Linked DNA regions of Mus musculus: region 2 is linked to region 1. The links are chromatin loops, found by intact Hi-C in ENCODE. Cell type or tissue: gastrocnemius. All regions are shown on one strand. Each heading gives the region's core, and the rest is flanking DNA. Links, peaks and the distances in the headings are about the cores only.

The links. Peaks named below come from ENCODE experiments on the same cell type or tissue, not always from the same donor. Only the 100,000 strongest peaks of a DNase experiment are listed, where the experiment ranks them.
Region 2: it touches region 1 in a loop (5-fold over the local background); 28 of 42 quality-filtered maps call a loop at or near these places.

Annotation. Positions count from the first base shown.
Region 1 is chr8:24,521,741-24,528,634 of GRCm38, reverse strand. No RefSeq gene overlaps it. Among named protein-coding and RNA genes, the nearest start is that of 9130214F15Rik, 22 kb to the right of the region's middle. In gastrocnemius, for the core only: a CTCF peak has its summit at 3,321 (motif pointing right); DNase peaks (open chromatin) are centred at 3,008 and 3,429; H3K4me3 peaks cover 372 bases; H3K27ac peaks cover 1,195 bases.
Region 2 is chr8:23,588,528-23,595,421 of GRCm38, reverse strand. No RefSeq gene overlaps it. Among named protein-coding and RNA genes, the nearest start is that of Gm30471, 57 kb to the left of the region's middle. In gastrocnemius, for the core only: no CTCF peak of the experiment used is centred there; no DNase peak of the experiment used is centred there.

The DNA of each region.
Region 1 (6,894 bases), core at 2,152-4,651:
ACAAAGAGAAACAAAAGGAAAGGGAGACAGAGGGACAGGCAAGCCTGCAGGGCTGCCTGACAGCTAGCTTGCAGCCTGGGAAGACCTGATGCTGCACCTCAAGTTCAAAGGTCGTCCATCAGCTGGACAGTCTCCTAAGGCCTTTCTGCTTCAGAAGTCAATGTTTGTTCTGTAAGACATTCCCTGAGTGGAAGAGGCCCACCCACAGTAAGGAAGGGAATTTGCTTTACTTAAAGTCACCTTAAATACTAAATGCTTAAATCTCATCCAAAGAGAACCCAGAAGCGCAGACGCAGGACTAAGCTAAGCTGGATATTTATTTACCTTTAAGAGGATGGAAAGGAGCAAGTTAAGGCACCGGCTATGCATTCCTCACACCGCTGGGCGGAGAGTCCTCCCTTCAAACTGATGGGGAAGAGAGAGTCCTCCCTTCAAACTGATGGGGAAGAGAGAGTCCTCCCTTCAAACTGATGGGGAAGAGTCAAGACGCGGTGTTCACCGAGATCTCAGCAAGGAAGGTTGGGGGCTGGGTGGAAATTCTTGATGGAAAGTTGGGGACATCACTCAGGCAAACCTGGTGCAGCTTACAACCAGAGGCTTCCGTGCCAGCTGAGCCACGTGAAATTGTTAAACTTAGTTATGTCATTTTTAGTTTGTGCGTACGTCTGTGTGTCCGTTTGTCTGTGTGTGTGCTGGTGATCAGAGGCCACAAGAGGGCATCAAACTTGTGTGCTGGGAACCAAACTTGGGTCTTCTGCAAAAGCAGCAAGTGCTCTTAATTGCTGAGATCTCTCTCCACCCTCTTCCCCCTCAGCCTTTGTTTGGTAGTTGTTTTTAAGTCATTAAAACCCTTGCAGACACCAGGGCATCAAGCATTTTTGGCAAATGCTAGGCTGCACCCCAGTCCTGAGCATACAGTCTCTTAACAAAGCTATAAACTTTGTTTTCGGAGGATGCTGATGTCAGTTCTTGTCTGTGGAGACAGGGCTAGCCTTCCAAAGGTCAAAGCTGTTTGCACAAGACCCTCTTAGCACAAGTTGCCTCTGCCACCAATGTAGGAAACAGGAAGACACTGGTTCCTTTAAAGTTTCTGTCCACGTACAGCTAGAATTAGTTTTGGTTATTTGTAAGAAGAGCAGTAAAGATTCAATACGATTTTAATGGCCAAACAACAAAACCATTAAAGCAGTCAACCTATGGGCCACGAAGGTGCTCAGCGGCGCTGGTCTGCCTTGACCCCTGGGCTGGCCTCTGAGAGGGACACAACGTTCTCAGCTTTCCCGGTGTGAAGTGAAGGCAGAGAGTCCAAATCGAGGCCCAAAGGAGTCTTCTCCGGTTCATTTGACAATCGTCATTCATTTTTTCCAAATAAGTATTAAATTAAAGATCCTCCAGAAAGAAAAGGGGGTGGGAGGGAGGGAGGGAGAAAGAAAAGAGCAAGGAAGCATGGGAGGAAGGAGAAGGAAGAAAGAAGAAGGAAAAACAAAAAGGGGGTAGGATTTCAACATTATAGTCCAGATCTGACTCAATTTTTAGATCTGAGATACAACGCTCAGTACCTGCTAGTCAATTATTGCTCCCAGACAACGAGCCCCGTGCCGAGCCTTGTGCGGAGGAGGAGGAGGAGGAGGTCGGTCCTGACTCTACCCCTGCACAGATGTTGTATTTACTTTGCTAATGGAGGAGACGCTTGTCTCTTGCTCTGCTCATTTAACAGTAAAGATAATAAAGAAGTCGGGCTTTACGGCTTTCTGAGAGCAATTGCTGCTTAGTGCCTGCAGCTTAGCATCTGCTTCTTAGGAACATTAAAAACTGCTTTCTTGAGTGTAAGCATCATCAAAAAAAAAATAAATGAATTTTTTTTGCAAAGTCATTTGCTTTATAAACTCACAAATCTTTGGGGCCGTGGGCTTTCGTGGCAGCTGCAGAGCCAGCACGCCAACCCTATTCCACGTTACCTTTAGTCGCTCACATGGCTTTATCCCTCTTACAGACAGGTACCTGCGGGTAATATGTGCTCTGTGAGGTAGCTTGTTTAGAGCCCGTGTCACCTCTCTTCCCCCTGGGCTGGAATCCTCTCTCTGGGCTACCCTGCTTTGTAACTGTGAAGTGTGTGTAGACTTTACATGCCAACATCCCTGTACACTCTGACCCCAAGCCTAACCAACATTAGAGATGGGGACAGCTTTTGATTGTGTCAGGAATCTTGCACCAAAGACTTTCCCTTAGAGCCAACGAGGCACACAGCCTTTTCTAGCAAAATGACTCCAAAATTACTTATTAATTATATACATACTTGTTACTTTATCATCCATTGATATGATTTCTCTCATACAAATACTTTTTTTTAAGTCTCATCTGTCAACTAACACAGACAGTAGTCATTAATAGTGTGACTAATCAAACATACAAATAAAATACATCCACACGTGCCTGCTGGCATTTCAGTTACTTAAACACAGAGGGAAAAAAAGAAAGATGTAAATCACCACAGTCACAATGTGAACGATGAACTTCACTGTGTCTCAGCACAGCACAGAGGGAAAGGCCAGGATCGTCATGCACTGCAGTGGCAGGCTGTTGTCATCTCCCTCTGGGGACAATTCATGGGGCACTGCTGGGTACCACAAGTCACTGCTGTCAACACCAATGCTTGGCTGCAAAGGGTGACAAGGATCCATGCATGTGGATAATATATATAATATTCACTAGTCACTTTTAACCCACAGTTTGAGCCTGTAGACTCTTTCTTTAACCCTTTGCTGGGAAAAAACTTAGGGCATTAGCCTACCGACAAAAGAAAGACCCAACAAGCTGGCTCGGACACCCTGATTGTCTGGGGAGCCCAGGTTACCCCACAGCCAGCAGTGTCTAGATTGTGCTCTGGAGTGTGGGAGATTGGAATTCTTAGCTAGACTGGTGTCAAGCTCCTGGGGTTTAGAGTCCACTTCCTGGGTTCTTTTCTGACTGTGCAGTTGGTACTGATCCAGCGAGCGTGGGGGCAGGGTCAATGGGGCAGCCCCTGCATGCAACAGAATAGAGATGAGTGCAGAGGACACTGAGGCAGGGGCGGACCGCATCTGTGTCTCCTGCTCATCTCTGAGTCCTAGGAAGACTGACTGAGCTCAACTCCCAGTATATGATCTGAGAATTTTGATTTAAATGTGGACTTGGGTCATGGTGGATGTCATATGACTTACTGGAATAATTTTCTATGCTGCTGCTTTGTAACTGTGCAGAATTTATATGCCAACATCCCTTTGCACTCTGACCCCAACTCTAACCCTAATGGCTTTTGATTGCTTAGTTTTTGCTTGCAGATCTGGCTATTGACCACAAGAGGGCAGTAGCAACCTACAAATCTTTACGGCACGCTCAAAGGCGCGGATTCTGTGTTTGCTTGTCTCAGGCGGAAATATGCATATTTTTGGAAGTCTTTCTTTTCTCCACAGGGGCCCTGGGAAGACCTTGAGAAGTTATTTCACCCCAGGTGATGCCTTCAGCCAGAACCACATTAAATCAGCACAGATGGCTCTCTCTGGGCTCAAGAGCAAACGGCAGTTTATTTGTAAAAGCTGAAGTTAATAATGATAATGATGTACAATAGATATGATAAAGGAAAACCCTGATAGATTTATTTTAACAGGAGAGACGCTCTCCTTGTCTCCACGATCAGTGTTATCTGTCCAGGAAGCTTAAATGGAGACAAATTAGGAATTCAGCAACAGGAGCAAGCTTTGGGGAGATCACACGGAAGGTCAGGTACACGGGAGAAGCCACATGGCTGCCAGGCTTAGAGAGCAATTAGTTGGGGTTCTGTCTTAAAAAATACAGGAGAAAAAAAGGCAGATAGCACCATGGAAATGAAGTATCTTTCTCTTGCTTTCCCTTATCCCAGCCGTGTTTCCCTTGGTGGGACATGTGCCCTCCTACTATGGAAAACTCAGTGTGTGCCAAGCCTTTCCCCCTAAGAGTGTCCTGAACCCCACTGCAGCTCAGGATGGGTCCAAAGCATTGATTGATCAAGGCAATAATCAATTGATCAGGGCAACAATCAATTGGTCTCCCTGATTGTTCATTACCACAAAGCCCAACCTTCTCATAAAATACCAAGTACACATAAAAGAATATAAACTGCACGTGCACATGTGTGTGTGTGTGTGTGTGTGTGTGTGTGTGTGTGTGTGTGTGTGTGAGGAAACCAGTAAAATAGCTTGTCCAGACTACACACTGTTGCCGCCGTACTGCCACAGGGCCAAAGTCGACTTCAGATTCGTGTCTGCAGGTGGACCGTGTAAAGCCCACTGGACACATTCACACCAGCCTCCCTGTCTGTGACACCCACCACGCTCTGAGTCCCGGTTCCTCCGCTGAACATAGTTGGAGCCCTGGGAGTGTGGGGAGCAGGGGAGCAGCTTCAGGCCGTCAGGATGGAGACACAGCAGGATACGCTGTCTGTCACAAACCCCTATCAGCTTATGTGTGCAGAGTGTAGTGTAACTGGTTGCTGTGTTGTTATGGTTGCTAGGGATTGTTACTCACTGTTAAGGGCCTGGAAGGAAAGCTTCCTTCTTAATCATAAGGCATTATAGAGTGGAGAAGGCCCTGTGTTTCCACACTCCCAAGGCTGTCAGCAAGAAAGGCTGCAGTCTGGGATCCTACGGTCTGGGAAGGCAGAGCTGATTGCCTTCTCTCTCTCTCTCTCTCTCTCTCTCTCTCTCTCTCTCTCAGTCTCTCTCTCAGTGTTTTTCTGACACTAATTTCTGCCCTGGCCACCCCGGAAGGCTGTTCCACCCTATGTCATGTTCCAGATTATATCAATTATGTATGTGAGTGTATGTGGGGGCGCATGCATGCCAGTGAGTGTGCTCTCCCGTAGGTGCTTGTGGAGGCCAGAGGCCAGTCTCAGACATCACTCCTGAGGATCGTCCACCTTTCTTTCTCTCTCTCTCTTTCTCTCTCTCTCTCTCTCTCTCTCTCTCTCTCTCTCTCTCTTTCTTTCTTTCTTTCTTTCTTTCTTTCAGCAGGGTCTCATCTGGAGCTCAGCAATTAGGCCAGGCAGGCCAGCCAGTGATTTCTGCTGTTCCTGCCTTTCTGGTACCAGCTTTACAAGTGTATCCCATCATACCTGTTTATTTACATTTATTTTGTGGTATAGGTGTATGTGTGCGTGCGTGCGTGTGTGCGTGCGTGCGTGCGTGCGTGCGTGTGTGTGTGCGTGTGCATGCATACCTGTGCATGTGCCTGTGCGTGTGTGTGTGTGTGTGTGTGTGTGTATGTTCATGTGAGTGTGAAGGCTAGGTTTTCCTTGAGTGTCTTCTTCAATTACTTTCCACTTTCATTTTTGAGACAGGGTCTCTCATGGAACATAGTTCTGCTAGGCTGGCTGGCCATGTACTCTGGGGATACACCTCTACCCTCCAGCCTCCCCTGCCCCCGTCACCTTATAACCAGGTGCCCCATTCCCAGGTGCAGCATTGCACCAGCTGCACCAGGACGCCTGGCCTATCACGTGGTGCTGGGATCTGAACTTGGCTTCTCTCTTGGTGAGACGGGTGCTCTCCCGACAGAGCCATCTCTCTCTATCCCAACCCTTCTACTTTTAGAATCTAACCCAAATCATCTGCTTGGGTATAAGAACTGCAGACTCTGGGGTACAGCTCAGCCATGGGGACCCCACTTCCATTCTCAGCACTGGCAAAATGTAGAGCATACCAAAGCAACCCTTCTGATACCACGGAGCCTGAGGACCAGCACAAGGCTTCCAGAGGTGGAGTCTCGATGCCACTGGCACAGGAGCGACTTCTTTGCGTGAAGACAGAGAGAGTCTTGGTGCCCATCATGACTGGCTAAACTGGGCAGTACAAGCCTAGCATCCACCTCTAAGGTCCTGGTCCTGGGGCTTCTGAGCTCCCAGGCTGGTGGCCTCTCCTCTTTTGGAACAGCATCTGTTTTTGTGGAATGAAAACAGTCCCAGAATAGCAGCCTGCTTCTCTCTCCTGTTCAAAACGACCCAGGGATGTCATTAGCTACTCATGGCGGTTGATGAGTTTGGGGGTGTCTGCTCCTCCTCACGGATCAAGGCTATGGAAGTACTCAATATCTGTTTACTCTCCAGGCAGTGGGGGAAAATTACGGGAAGGGCGATCATTTCTGTTTTGAAGAGACTTCCAAGAAGACCTCTTTGTATGTTGTTTGCTTCGCCGTCGTCTCTTACTCTTGTAGACTCCATGGTCACCAGGGAGACTTCTAAGTGTAATTATTAAAGAGAACAGACATACACTAGGCAAAATGTTAGGGGTTTTAAAAAAGTGTGCCTGTGTTTTTGTGTGTGTGAACGTTGGATGACAAAACCTATTTATTCTTTTTCTTCTAAGTTTTTAAACATTTAAATTATATACGTGTGTATCTCTGGGGATGGGGTATGCACACACGAGTGCAGGTGTCTGCTGCTGCCAGAGATGTCGTCTGGGTCTGGAGCCACAGGCAGCTGCCACAGGGAAATCCCTGAGCCATCCGTCTCTCCAGTCCTCCATTTTCAATTCATCTTCCTGTCCTCTTTCTCCCCTTCCTTCCCCTCCTTTTGTTTTATAAAACAGGGTCTCCCTCAATATGTAGCCTGGGCTAGCCTCAAACTCAAAATCCTCCTGCCTTAGCTTCTCAAGAGCTTGAATTGCAAGTACCTGTTGCTATGCCCTGCTCTACATAGTTCTTAGGTAGTTCAGTTTTCTCAGTGCCCTTCATATTTTTCAGCCCGTCTACTCAGATAGGAGTCTAAAGCACACAGTGTTGTGTAAGAGGCCGGCAGCGGATGAAGCCATTAACACCACCTTCTGGATTTGCATTTTGATAAGATTGAAAACTAAGTGTGGTTGTTATGCTCCACTAATGGAA
Region 2 (6,894 bases), core at 1,676-4,175, 930 kb after region 1:
GTAGGTCCTTAGGTGACAAGCTTTGTAAGTGCCTGTACCTCAGGCCCACATGCAAACAGTCCACTCCATACTATTCAAGGTCACCACTTACAGGTCCCCTCGGCAATCAGCAAGGACTAACACAAGTTATCTTCTCTGCCCTGATCTGTGCTGGCATTAGGTTAGGATGTGGCTCTGGGCTTTTGAATTTCCAACATCACTTCTGTAAAAATTCCAACCTGTACAACCGAAGTTAAAATAGGATATGCCACATACTTCATTTAATCCGCTCTTGTGTGAGGGTCAAGTTTTTCCTTCCTGGTTTTCTTCATGTAAAAACAAAAGGTGCCATTGGTAGGATGCATACCTGACACAAAGAAACAAATGCATGCCCAGGACTGTGTTCATCTCCCCGGGATTTTTGTGCAGAGGATAACAAAATTTATGCAACATTCACATCCTTCTTTGCCTGTTAGCAATATGGTCTGAATCTGACTCACTGTAATTAAGAGCAATCTCTCTCCTTTCTATCCCTGTGGAGACAGGTCCTCTCCATCCTGGTCCAGTCAATCGGTCTCCTCTTGTTGTATGACTTTCCCTGGGGATTATGAACAAATCTCTATTCACCCTAGGTAGGACACCAAAGACAAACCAAAGAGAATGTCACCCAAGTCTAGCTTCCTGAACCAGTGAGTTTACTGGAGTTATTTACTGGAGTGTGGGTGAAAGGCTACTTACAGGATCATGATTATAAAAGCAGTTTCATCACCAGCATGACCCAGCATGAATGATAATCTGTGAAAGCTCTCTATACCACTTGCAGGAAGCTTGACTGTTCATAAAATATCTTCTTTCCAGCAATTGTTACTGCCTGTATATTTGTAGAGTGTGTGTATGTGTGTGCGTGTGTGGGTGTGTAGGTGTGTGGGTGGGTGTGGGTGTGGGTGTACATGTGAACAGACACATTTTGGGTGGTCTTATTAGTCTAGTAAATTTCAGGAACTTCTTGAAACTTGAGAGTTGTTTTACTTCTCAAGTTTAAGGAGCCTCCCTCCAGGATGGGATATTTCACTTTGAGGAGTGTTACATCTTAACAGCTATGGGTGCACATTTTGTTTGTAATATTTTGCCATGACAGATACCAGCTGTGCATAACATCCAGTATCTATTATTTTGAATCCTCAGGAGTAAATATATACTGTTAGAAAACTACCAGAAGCAGATTGCTGGTCCAAAGATGATACATCTACTATTCCATGTGCTGTGTCCAGGGATCCCATCAGAGGCTCTTCAGACTCTGTCACTTGCCGGCACTGCACACAAGAGCCCTACTTTCCCACAGCCTTCCCACAGTGTGCCGGAAGCTTCTGAGGTTTCAGTCAATGGAAATGCCGTGAGAGTGCCATATTGCTTTGGATTCTTCTTTCCATGCGCTGTGCGCTCTTTATCAGGCTATTTACAAGTCATAGGGATGCTGTTTCTGTCCTCTGCCCATTACTTTGTTCTTCTTTTTCCATCAAGTCTCTGACTGTTTATCTCCCTCCTGATTGGGGTAATTAGACCAGCATCTGCAAACGTACTGTAGACGTTTCCTCTCGATTTATCATTAAGGGTTTTGCCGTCAAAATGTTTCCAGACATGTATATGCTTTCCCATTTGCCATCCTCTTGTTTTGCATCTGAGATGCCTCTTATTGTCCATAGAGCATTATGTACCAGTGAAGACGCTCGCCACCCTTCCACGGTTCCCAACCTTCATGGAAAAGCCTGCAGTGTTTTACCGCAGAGCTCTGTATTAGGTCCAAGCATATTTGTGTATAAACTGTATAAATATGTTCTCAATGTTAAACATGTGCCCAGTGATTTACAGCTTATGTTTTCATAAGGAGGCGATACCAGGTTCTGTTGAAGACTGTTATGGCTTTGTATCCTAAATGTTCTCCATAGGCTAGAGGTTTGCTTGCTACTATACAGCGCTATTGGGGATAGTAGAGCATTTGAGAGGTGTGCTGGCTAGTTTTGTGTCAACTTGACACAGCTGGAGTTATCACAGAAAAAGGAGCTTCAGTTGAGGAAATGCCTCCATGAGATCCAGCTGTAAGGCATTTTCTCAATTAGTGACCAAGGGGGAAAGGCCCCTTGTGGGTGGGACCATCTCTGGGCTGGTAGTCCTGGGTTCTATAAGAGAGCAGGCTGAGCAAGCCAGGGGAGGCAAGCTAGTAAAGAACATCCCTCCATGGCCTCTGCATCAGCTCTTGCTTCCTGACCTGCTTGAGTTCCAGTCCTGACTTCCTTTGGTGATGAATAGCAGCATGGAAGTGTAAGCCGAATAAACCCTGTCCTCCCCAACTTGCTTCTTGGTCATGATGTTTGTGCAGGAATAGAAACCCTGACTAAGACAAGAGGTGAGGCCTAAAAGAGGAAGTGAAGTCATTGTAGGTAAATCCCTGAAAGGTATATTAGAACTGGTTACTCCCCCCTCCCCTCTCCCCTCTCCCCTCTCCCCTCTCCCTCCTCTCCTCTCCTCTCTCCTCTCCTCTCCTCTTCTCCTCTTCTCGTGTGTCTCTGTCTCCCCTTCCTCTCCTCTCCTCTCCTCTCCTCTCTTCTCCTCTCGTGTGTCTCTGTCTCCCCTTCCTCTCCTCTCCTCTCCTCTCCTCTCCTCTCCTCTCCTCTCCTCTCCTCTCCTCTCCTCTCCTCTCCTCTCCTCTCGTGTATCTCTGTCTCCCCTTCCTCTCTCTTCTTCCTTCTCTCCTAACCTCTCTCTCTCTGTGTCTCTCTGTCTGTGTGTCTATCTCTCTCCCTTCCTCCCTCCTCACCTCTCTCTGTGTCTCTCTCTGTCTCTGTCTGTGTGTCTCTGTCACTGTGTTTGTCTGTCTCTGTTTCTATTTCTGCCTGTCTATCTCTGTCCTGTCTCTGTCTCTATCTCTGTCTCTCTCTGTCTCTCTCTGTTTCTCTCTGTCTCTCTGTCTCTCTGTCTCTCTCTCTCTCATGCACACACACACACACACACACACACACACACACACCATGAAATGAGTAGTTCTGTTCCACCGTTCACCACTCACCACGTTTCTCTGCCTGCCACCTGAACACCGACTCACACCATGAATAAGCCCAAAGCAACTTACCTTCTTTAGAAGTTATGCCCGGATATTCTGTCCCAGGCTTGAAAACTGGCTCACACCTGTTTCATCTCACCTTTGAGAAAGTATGCTTTCTTGGGGAATTTCCATTTCATGTAAGTTTTGGATCCCATTTGAACAGTGATAGATTGGTCCTTTTGCTGGCTTTAACTTCCCTACTTCATGATCCCCTGACTCCAGGTCTGTGTTTGTATGAACACTTACTGGGGTTGGCCAGTGCTTTGTGTACCTTGCTGCTTTATGCAAAAGCAGTCTGAATTTCCTGTTTTTATGGGTTTTCTTACAATGTGTCACACTAAGCTGTGTTTATCATACTAGTCTTCCCTTTTAGCTTTTGGTTTTCTTTACTATTCCCTAGTTTCTTTTACCTGAACACATATAACACATATTCACAGGTATGCCCATTTTATTCATGTTGATATGAGTATCTCAGGCAGGAGACATGCCTCTGGTCACCATTTTATAACCTATAAATTCTGCTATGTGTTTTTATGGTGACTTTAACTAAAAGTTTCACAATGATGCTCTAGCGTGTGCAGTGCTCTGTCTGGTCCATTTACTCAGCAGCAGCCTCACAACCTAATCCCTGTCCCTAAGTTTTCATAGAAATGAGATCGTATGCCACATGTGGCCTTTTACATCTTGCTCTTCTCCTATGAGCCAGTGATGTAAAACTTCATCCACCCTGCAGCATGAACTGGTGCTTTGCTCCTCATGAACGACGTTGGAATAGAATACTCCACTGTGTGGTTACTCCACTGTGTGGTTACTCCACTGTGTGGTTACTCCACTGTGTGGTTACATGGTCTACTGTATTTATTGGCTCACCAGTGGATGAACAACTGCGTTGTTTTCAGTTTGGGGGTAATCGCGTTGCTATGAACATCTGTGCACACATTCTAGGGTGGATGCATGTCTTCAACTTTCTTTGGTTTATCCTTGGTGGCTATGTCATTTTATCTCCCTACCATCAATGCACAAGCATACCAAACTCCCTGTGCTGTGTCTGTCATGTGTCATGTCTGTCTGTATATAGCTGCCCTAGGGAATATGTGACGGTACGTCACTGTGGCTTTGATTTGAATTTCCCTAGTGAATAAATAATGACGTAGACTGTCTTTTGTACACTCGTTGCATATCTACGCTGGAGGAATGTCTACTCTGATCTTTATTTTTTAAAATGGGTTATTTGACAGCTTTGCACATGAACTGTTTATTTTTAGCCTCCTTTAGCTTCTCTCACCCCACGTGCTTTCTTTTCTCCCTCTGGTTTCATGGGTGTGTGTGTGTGTGTGTGTGTGTGTGTGTGTGTGTCTCATTTTAACTAGGGTTTCTTGCATGAGCATGAATAAGAGGTTATTTACTAGGGCATAGGTTACTTTTCAGTGGCTACACCAGGGAAGAAAATTAGACTCCCTCCCCCAACAACAATTAAGTGACACAGCCCCTCAGAGCCTTGTGACATCCCCCCCTCACCCACATCCTTGATAAAATGCTAAAGAATCCTATTGAGGTTTGGTCTCTGCTATGTATTGTAATGCTAAATACTGGCCCCCAAGATCTGGTTGCCTCAGGTACAAGGAGATCTTCACACACACAAAATGATGCTATATAGCCTTGATCTTTAATGTAAAACTATTGGTTGAATAAAAATGCCTACAACCTATAGTTGGGCAGAAGAGAAGTGTTGGGTGGGGCTTCAGTTCCCAGGCCTTGGGGTCTGAGAAGATGACCAGGAAGGGAGAAGAGGAGTGAAAATAGAGGAAGATGCCATGGGTATGGGTAAGAGATCTTGAGAACTGGCCACAAGGGCTGGCTAGTTGGAGTAAGAGTGGCCCAGGCAGAACATGACTAGTCCCATCTTGGCAGTATTGGCAGGGAAGTAGACATATAGCATAGAGGGCAGTTGTCTGTCCAGCTCTAGTGCTGTCTAAGGCACTAAATACAAAAGTTTTGTGTCTTTTATCTGGGAACTGAATGATCTAAGGCAGGGTAGAAACTCCTGACTGAGCTTAAATATTTACTACAACAGGATCCAGTCTTCTGCAGGACATACTGCAGTGACTTCGTGTCTGCAAATGCCCATGTCCTACCCAGAAAATGTCTATGGTGCTTTGAAAGAAAATGTGCCCCCCCCACCCCCATAGGCCCATAGGGAGTGGCAGTACTAGGAGGCATGACTTTGTTGCAGTAGGTGTGGTCTTGTTGGAGGAAGTGTGTCACTGTGGGAGCAGGCTTTGAGGTCTCCTATGCTCAAGCTATGCCCAGTGTGGCACACAGTCTCCTGCTGCCTGCAGATCAAGATGTAGAAATCTCAGCTCCCTCTCCAGCACCATGTCTGCCCCCATGCTGCCATGCTTCTCACCATGATGATAATGGACTAAACCTCTGAAACTGTAAGGCAGCCCCATTTAAATGATTAAATGTTTCCCATTGTAAGAGCTGTCATGTTCATGGTATCTCTTCATAAAGCAATAGAAATCTTAACATTAGCGTTAAACTTCTGGTGATTCTATTCTTTCTACTACCTCACCTGCAATATTCCCTAATCCTTGGAGCATTGATACTGATGTCCCATTTAGGACCCAGAACTCTACCACTGTTTTTTCTTGGCACTTTGACCAATTAGGAGCATGCATCGACAGCCTCCTTCAGCTATAGAGAGCTTCTGTGGCGAAGGCTGAGAACAGTATTAATACAGAAGTATAGGCAGTGCTGTTTAGAAGGCACTGTGATAACTTGTCCATTTAGCAAACACCACCTTAGGTTTCCCTATAGGGCCTATGACTTCCCTGCCAGGGTCCATACTTACAGTGTCAGGCATGGAGTCCCTCTTGTCCAAGCACACAGTAGTTGGTTAAACTCATCCTAACTATGCCACTATTATAGCGTTAATAAAGAGCAAAGCTAAGATACACTAATAAGATGGCTTGGGTGAGCAGTGTTCCCATAATGGGCTTGGGAATTTGAGGACTTGCTCCAGTTGGTGGTACTTGGAGATGTGGGAAGTTGCAACCTTTCTGGAGTACGTACCTCACGAGGAGTGGGCTCCAGGATTCAGAGTCTTGCTGCACCCCCAGGCTGCTCTCTGCTTCACATTTGCCCTCAGGTATTTGGCCCCTCAGCTTCCTGCTCCTGCTGCCGTTCTAGTCCCATCGTGGACTCTGGAGCCATAAGCCCAGATCGACTTTTCTATAAGTAGCCTTGGTCGTGATGTTTCATCACAGCAAACAGAAGCACAACTAATGCAACTAACTTGCTTCATTTCCATACTACTTCATACCACATATCATTTCTCAGACACTGGCTGCCCGACTGCTGTTTGCTTCCTGGGTTCTTACCATATATGACATGCTAATAAGCTGTTACTTAAGAGCTGTGTTTCTTCAAGGGGATCCATTTTTACACTTCTGTACTTTAATATTGTGATTTAACTGTATTTGTATGTTTATATTGTATATTTGTATAAAGATATATTTAACAAGCATTTCTTTTTCATAAAAAAAGACATTTGCAGGTCACTTGCCAGAAATAGGACACAGCTCTGAGAATATATATCACAAAAATAAAGTAATATTGTTTTTTAAACTTGCTACATAAGTCACCTGACTAGTGAGTGAAACTTAGTCTCCTCTTTCATTATTTTTCTAAAGGAAAATTAGCTATACTTAGAAGAACGTTGGTGATATCAAACCAATGCTTTCCCTTCAAGATAATTAGAACTCACAGAGAGCTTTCTGGTTATGACACCCAATTTCATGCCAAGTTTGTGT